Linked DNA regions of Mus musculus: regions 2 and 3 are each linked to region 1. The links are chromatin loops, found by intact Hi-C in ENCODE. Cell type or tissue: left cerebral cortex. All regions are shown on one strand. Region 1 overlaps Dnase1l3 (deoxyribonuclease 1-like 3). Region 2 has its middle 20 kb from the start of Fam107a. Region 3 holds the start of Htd2 (hydroxyacyl-thioester dehydratase type 2).

Region 1 (2,500 bases):
GTGGCTAGGAGAGGAACCCCAGGTCCCAGGCAATGGGCTTGGGACTCACTAACAGGGAGATGGGGAGGAGGTGGACTGGACATCAAAAGGCCCTTTCCATGCCTCTGGCTTGGGAGTCAACGGGTCCAGACACCCTGAAGTTTCGACCCATACTAATGCTCTTCTGCCTCTGCCCAGTGGCAGGTTAGAGATACAAATGAGGGTCTCTGCAAGCTGTCACTCTGCCAAACTCAGACAGACAGAGGAGTTATTTTCACTCTTCCTGACTGAGTGTTGTACAAACTCCTGCTTTTATGTCCCCCTCCCTTCCTTCTCTCCTTTCTGAGGATGACCTTGAACTCTGACCCTCCTGTTTCCACCTTCCCACTGGATGAGTGCCAGCCTTATAGATGCCAGCCACCACTCAGCGTTTCATGCAGTGCTCAGACAGGACTAAGCAAGCACTTTGTGTGTGCTACACAAGCACTCTACTTGCTGGGCCCCAGCCCCAGCCTCTAGGCTGTGCCCTAAAAATGTGTTGCCTGGGCAGTGGGATGGCTCAGAGGGTAAAGACCTTCGCTGACAACTCTGGCAACTTGAATTTGATCTCCAGAATGGGCACGATGGAAGGAAAGGGTCAAGTCCATCACGCCATTCTCAGATCTCTCCACATGTAAACATGCCCCCAATAAATAAATGTAATAAAATTAGAATATCGATGTAAAAAGTTGTAGCCTTAACCATCTCATGGAATTCTGATCACAAGTGATGTCTGATGTTATTCACATTCTGTAGTTGAGAAGTCAAACAACTTTCCCAAGATCACACAGCTAGAGAATACAGAGCCCAGAGCTGACGTTTACTAGACACAGGTAGGCACAGGTTCTGGGTGTGTACTGGGGAACACAATAATTTTAGGGGGTCACAGAAGTGATACATTTCTAGTTGAAGAAAAAAATGCATTATACAATGCTAATTTTTTGTAACCAACATAGATATAAAATATAATTTTTCAACTTTTTTTTTTGATAAAGGAATGAACCTAGGAATGGAAGTCCAGCTAGGGCCCAGGAGAGTCCTAACAGGATACCTAATTGCCTTTGCCAGCAGAGCCAAAATCAAATATAGGTCTGTGTGCCTCCAAAGGTCATGTTCTCCTGAGCATCCTCTAACTCGGGTGAGGGAACCCAAGTTGAGCTCCAACAGGGAAAGTCTGGGCCAAGACCAGCATACATGGTCTTCTATCGCCACCTGGTGACTTTTCTGGGAACTTCTGATTAAGGTTCAATTCCTAGCACCCACATGGCAGCTCTCAAGAGTCTGTAACTTGAAGGTCTGACACCCTCACATAGACATGCATGCAGGCAAAACGCCAATGCACATAAAAATAAAAATAAATAAAATAACAAGGTAATTTAGGATGACGATCTAGGAAGCAGCCAGTGCCCTTTGTGTCGGGACTCCATGCAAGAGTAGGGCATAGGGAGTCCTCTCTAGGCTCTCGTGCTCTGGGCTCTGTATTCTCTAGCTGTGTGACCTTGGGAAAGTTGTTTGACTTCTCAACTACAGAATGTGGATAGCATCAGATGTCACTTGTGGAAATTCACACGTTTGTCCCACACATACACGCACATGTTCTCACATGCGTCCTTCATCGTCGTCAACCCTGAGTTGTATCAGATTAGATGTGTCTGAAACAAACACCCACCAGCCAATACACAACCTGAAATGATCTAGCAGCCATATTTTTTAAAAGTAAAAGTAAACAAAAAAAACCCCAAAAACGTATTTTATAAATGGAAGCCCGACGGTCCATGTGTGGGGGTCAAATCTAGCCTATGTGCCTTTGGTTTTGATTTTTGTTGTTTATGGGAACACAGCTATGCCCAGTGCTTTCCAATGCTTCCGGCCTGTTTCTGCCACACAGCAGCACAGTTGAACATCTGTATGAGTGGGACCAGATGGCTCACAAGCCTGAAAACACTCACTCTGCAGGCCTTCACAGGAAGATGGATTTAAACACTCTGCCTTTGCAATCTTAGAATTACTGGTGGTCTTGTTCACGTTTCCTGCCACCCTAAATCTTCAAACAAACAAAAACCCAGGAGCCTTTTACACTCAGAGAACATCTTAATGTGGGAAAGACATTTAAAGTGCTCAGTTACACATGTGGTGCATGAATACTCACTTGGAGATGCAAGCTTAGAAAAATGTCTGCAAGTCCCATATGGGTGTTTATTAAATATACAAATGTCCATCTGTCTGCCTGCCCTTCCTTCGTTCTGTCCCTCCTTCCTTCCATCCTTCCTCTCTCCCTTTTTGGTCTTTCTGTGTGAATGTCTGCGAGCATACGTGAGGGACTCTGCATGCCTACAGCCAGAAGAGGTTGCTGAGTATCATCCGCTATGACTTTACACCTATTTCTTTCAGGCAGGCTCTCTCTGAAACTTAACCCTAGTGATCCTCCTGACTGCCCTGCTGGCGTTACAGGTATGAGGCAAATGTCTGGCTTCTTATGTAA
Region 2 (2,500 bases), 360 kb before region 1:
TTCACCAAAGGTGAGCTCTTAGGAGAGTGAAGGTGGCCTTAGTGAAGGTGAGCTCTTAGGAGAGTGAAGGTGGCCCGTGTTACTCGAGGGCAGGCAGGGGAGGCAGACGCAGGATGTTTCCTCCCATCCACCCACCTGAGTCACCAGAAACGCTCTCCTTAGGGACACGGGGATGAGGCAGTTAGAGACCCCCCTCCTGTCCTGCTAAGATCAAATCCCTCAGGATTTTCAGAGGAGAAAGTTTGCCAGGAGCCAGTCACATCTGAAGGACTTGGGAACTAGCCAGAGCTTTACACACAAATCCTTCCCTAATAACAAGCAAAACCAGCCCCTGTATTAGACACGTGGGGAAGCAGACCAGGGACCCACAGAGAATTGCTTAGAGCTTTTACTACCTGCTGAGACCATGTGTAACCCTTTTCTCAGGAAAAGAACAGAATTCAGAATCTAAACAATGTCCAGGATAAGATCAGCTTCTTGTAGACAAACAGAGAAGTAAGATCATGGGACCTTTCACTACAAAAACAAAAACAAAAACAACACTAATGTCAAAATGACCCTGGGCCAGAGTCAGCACACAGAGTCTGAAGATTAAAGGCTGTGCTCACAAGACATAGCCTGGTGTTTGACACATCATAATTCCCAGTAAATGTCAGCTGTTGTTCCTCTAACTGCCTCACCTACTGAGTTCCTACTGACTGTACAGCAGGGCCCATGGGAAGCCAGCATGTGCAGTGATGAGCGAGGACCATCCTCTCTGCACTGACTCGCAGTATGGGTTCTTCAGCTCCTGCCTTGCTTGCCTCGTCTATGAAGTGGGGGTGCAGGCAGATCACCTCAGAGGGCCCTTTCTCTTGGGGAGTCTGAGTGTGCCTAGCATAGTCCAAGATAAGCTCTGAGCTAGAGCCAGTAAGAGGCAGTTAGAGACGGAATCAGATCTGCTGCCAACATGGGGATGTTCTTCTCTGGGTATAACAATGCTGGGCTGTGGGCTGAGCCTGAGCTCATTTTCCGAAGGAAACTTTCTGAAGAAATGTCTCCTAGCAACTGGCAGCACAAGCCCTTACAGAAGCACAAAGGCTTCCCTTCCTCAAAGCCCTCTTGGCAACCACTCATCTGAGGTGCGGCTGTGAAGAGGGCTAGTGCAAGGGCATCTGGTAGCTTGTAACACTGGGAGGACCTCTACCCACACCCGCCATTTCTTTTCCTTTTCAATAAGCAATCTAGCCTTGGTACAATGGCATGGCTTCAAGCCTGAACTCTAAACCCAGTCCTTATTAGCTGGCTGGCTTTAGGCAAATTACTTCAACCTCTTTAGGCAACGTGGACCACATTCTACAGTCCCACTTGTAAAATGTGAGTGTTAATTGTAGATGTATGTTCCACTCAGACCCTCTCCGCAAAGCCAGAACACCCATCCATCCCACTGCTGGCTCGCTTCACAGAGAAATTAGATCATGGCTGGTAGGGAGCACTGCATCCAATGGTGTTTGGGCTGGGCACACATCAGGGAACCCTCTTTCCAGAGTGCAATAGCCAATGACTAATGGTGGGGAGTATCGAAGTGCATTCCCGCTGCTTCAAGGGCATCAGTGCTGTGGCACCATACCTCTCTAGATTCTCCATGACTGAGGCTGTACTCACAGGACCCCACATCAGTTTCTCAACCGCCTCCCCTGCCATACATAATTGGTTCCCTGATTCTTTACTGGCCCCCTATAAGAACTGTCCTGCAATAAATCTTCTGCCCCAAGCCATTCCCATCCCAGACCCCTTCTCCTATCTCCCATCTCCTCCAAGCTACAGGGAGGATTCAGCAAAAGAATGCCAATGCCTACACATGGCAGATGCTCAGTAAGTTGGCACCATTACCATCCTTCCCCCCATAATTATCATAGTTAAGGCTGGGCCTGAGGCTCAGGATAGCCTTGGTGTGCAAGAAGGGTTGCATTTGGACTGGCTAACACAGTGAAGAAAGATTACCAGCCTCCTTGTATGCCTTACTTAATAGTAGTAAATTACTTTTCCAATAAAAGCAACAAAAGTTCAATCTTTAAAAAACTCAAAGAATGCAAAGAACTACAAATGAATTAATAAAAGAATAAAATCCCCCTACCACTTAAGTATAATTCCTGAAGAAATTTTAAATTATATCCTTCCAAATGATTTCTACATAGATATTTATATAATGTCGATATGCAGACACATATGTACATATAAACATGTATAACTGATACATATAATTGCATATATATGTGTGTAAGTGTAAATATATAAGCAATACCAAAATATATAGTATAACACTACAAATGTCATATACACAATTTTAGCCCCAACTGTACATTGTATAGAGGCCCCTATCTCAGAATATTTACTTTATTGACTATCTTTTTTTTGGTGTATGGGTATGTATGTATACATGTTTGTGTATGTTAGTGTTTATGTTTGGGTACATGTGTACACACATGTACAAAGACCAGAGGTCAACATCAAGCGTCTT
Region 3 (2,500 bases), 120 kb before region 1:
GAAAGGATTAATTAATTTGTTTGTTTGTTTAGCGTTTATTCCTCTGTGTAACGGAGTCCTGAAACTCACAGATCACCTGCCACTGCCTCCTAGGCGCTGGAATTAAAGGCGTGTTGAAACAATTTCTTAAGACCTAACACTCTGGGCTTCCTCCTCCTCTTGGCCTCGGCATCGCCTCTGGGTAGCCACGTGTCTCACACTCTCCAGCCTCTCTGATCTTACTCAATGTGTCCCACTGCCCATCCTATCTATTATGGTACCATACCCTCCTTGCCTAGTTCTTGCAAGTTCTCCCCTTCTGCTTCAGTGTCTGCACTCCGAAACAGAGATCTGCTTCATACCCTAGTGCTTCTCACGAACTCACGAACCGGTGTCTTGAACATTTGGGGGACACAAGACATAACTAAAGCAATTGTTTAAAAAGCCGATCCCCTACTGCCGAAGAGTAAGATTGTTCCCAACCTTGCTCCATTAACAATCGCTACTGACTTTGCGCCCACATCAAGGGCAGTGAGCCCAGCAAACGGCCGGATCAGCCCTCCCGGTCACCGCCTGTATCCGGGACCTAAGCCGCGCTGTACAGAGCCCGGCGGTGGCTCTCAGACTGACACTACAGCAGCGAAGAACCTGAGGTCCGCCACACTTCCACCTCGTGCTCCCGCGTCGCGCATGCGCACCTGCCCCGCGAGGCTAAACCGCCTCGGCCCAGGACGGAGAGGATCACTGGAATAACCGCGTTCCTGACTCTTGCACGCCGCTAGAATTCGGCATGGGTCGGAGTTCCCACGCAGCAGCCCAAGTTCGGACCTGGAAAACTGGTGATATTTACATTCGCACCGCCCCACAGACGCATAACAGGACGTGGCGTCACCGCGCCGCGTCGGTCACTGAACTAGTGCGTAACCCTCAGCGGGGGCTGAGGACGAACAGGTTCTGCGCCCTCTAGCGTCCACCCTCGGAACTGTCGTCAGACACTCTTCATGGTCATTTATTTCTACATTTATGCTCAACAGGTTATATCAAACAACCCCTCTCCTTTCTTGCTTTCTCTTTCTTTTTCTTTTTTGCAATGCCAGGGATCAAAACCACAACCTTGTCTATACTAAGCAAGTCCTCTACCACCAAGCTAAATCTGAGCCTTGCCATCTCAGGAACATCCGTGTCACGCACTAAAGACAAGATCGTCTGTCAGTTTCCCAATGTGGCTCCTAACATACACTAGAGATTCTGTTTTGATGTGGAAAAATCCAGCTGCTCCTATTTCCAGATGTAAGTAATTCCACTTCTGTATCTAATCACCAAGTCAGAATCCGTTATGCATTAGCGACTATTCTGAGTGCTGGCAACTCCGGAGAATAGGATATGGTCCTTGTATTCATGTGACATACCGTGTATATTTAACAGTTATAATAGCAACTAATATTTACGTTTGGGCCAGGCATTGTGCAGAAGATTTCACGTAAGTGATCTAATGGAACCCTCAAGCAACCTTAAGGCAGCTATTATTGCAATAGTCCCTGTTTTACATAAGGGAACTGAAGGCCAGAGAGAGACTAAATTGTCTGCCTTTGATGGTTGCCAGTGTTAATACAGATTATCTGCTTTGGCCAGTATGATATTTGTATATGCTAGGCCCAGGGAGTGGCACTGTTGGAGTAGGTGTGTCACTGTGGGCGTGGGCTTTAAGACCTTCATCCTAGCTGCCTGGAAGCCAGTCTTCTGCTAGAAGCCTTCAGATGAAGATGTAGAACTATCACCTCAGCCTGGAGGCTGCCATGCTCCCACCTTGATGATAATGAACTGAACCTCTGAACCTGTAAGCCAGCCCCAATTAAATGTCCTTTATAAGAGTTGCCTTGGTCATGGTATCTGTTCACAGCAGTAAAACCCTAACTAAAGCAGCCAGTGTTGTCCAGACTAGTTCAGGAGCACCATCTTAACCCAACTGCCTTCTGAGGTAGTCTCTGGGTATGGGAACTTGGTGATGGCTCATCACCATATTGCAGTCCTTGGCACCAGTGGTCACACAGCTTGAGTTTACTAAAAAGATGAGCGTTGATTTGGCCTGAGTGGGACACAGTAGTGATGGTAACAGTATGCCTTGCACAGCCAAGCCTGTGCCCAGGTAAGTTGGGGCCTTTCCTGTAATTGGGGAAAAAAAACCTGATATTTTTGTCCCCTAAGCTTTCATTCCTGCCTTGGCCATGCTCTGAAGTCGTGGCCTCTGTTTCCTCTCCTTCCTGCCCAGAGGAAACAAGGCTTGTTGGGGAATAAGGGGGAAAAGCTAACACAGACCCCAGAGAGGGGCATTTTCTTTCTCAAAACTAGTTTGTATTTTGGTAATTATAGCAGAATTTTAGCAGAACTATTGTATCTGACATGAATCGGAAGTTATGGTACCTAAGCTTTGAAGAAATCTTTTGTCAGTGATTATTATCTGAGATTTTATGAGTGTTTTGTTTTTGGTTTTGGTTTTTGGTTTTTGGTTTTTCGAGACAGG

Evidence for each region. A loop is a pair of places that touch in the nucleus more often than their neighbours do. Peaks named below come from ENCODE experiments on the same cell type or tissue, not always from the same donor. Only the 100,000 strongest peaks of a DNase experiment are listed, where the experiment ranks them.
Region 2: a loop joins it to region 1, with 2.6 times the contacts of the local background. A loop is called at or near these places in 19 of 42 quality-filtered maps.
Region 3: it touches region 1 in a loop (2.8-fold over the local background); 2 of 42 quality-filtered maps call a loop at or near these places.

Annotation. Positions count from the first base shown.
Region 1 is chr14:7,963,393-7,965,892 of GRCm38, reverse strand. Dnase1l3 (deoxyribonuclease 1-like 3) reads left to right here. Exons shown (of 8, transcript NM_007870.3): 8 at 1-706. Among named protein-coding and RNA genes, the nearest start is that of Gm45521, 7.3 kb to the right of the region's middle. In left cerebral cortex, a CTCF peak has its summit at 1,242 (motif pointing left); a DNase peak (open chromatin) is centred at 1,232.
Region 2 is chr14:8,328,288-8,330,787 of GRCm38, reverse strand. No RefSeq gene overlaps it. Among named protein-coding and RNA genes, the nearest start is that of Fam107a, 20 kb to the right of the region's middle. In left cerebral cortex, no CTCF peak of the experiment used is centred here; a DNase peak (open chromatin) is centred at 982.
Region 3 is chr14:8,078,690-8,081,189 of GRCm38, reverse strand. Htd2 (hydroxyacyl-thioester dehydratase type 2) reads right to left here and starts at 877. Exons shown (of 6, transcript NM_001348727.1): 1 at 678-877. Rpp14 (ribonuclease P 14 subunit) reads right to left here and starts at 877. Exons shown (of 6, transcript NM_025938.4): 1 at 678-877. In left cerebral cortex, a CTCF peak has its summit at 948 (motif pointing left); DNase peaks (open chromatin) are centred at 217 and 893; H3K4me3 peaks cover 993 bases; H3K27ac peaks cover 841 bases.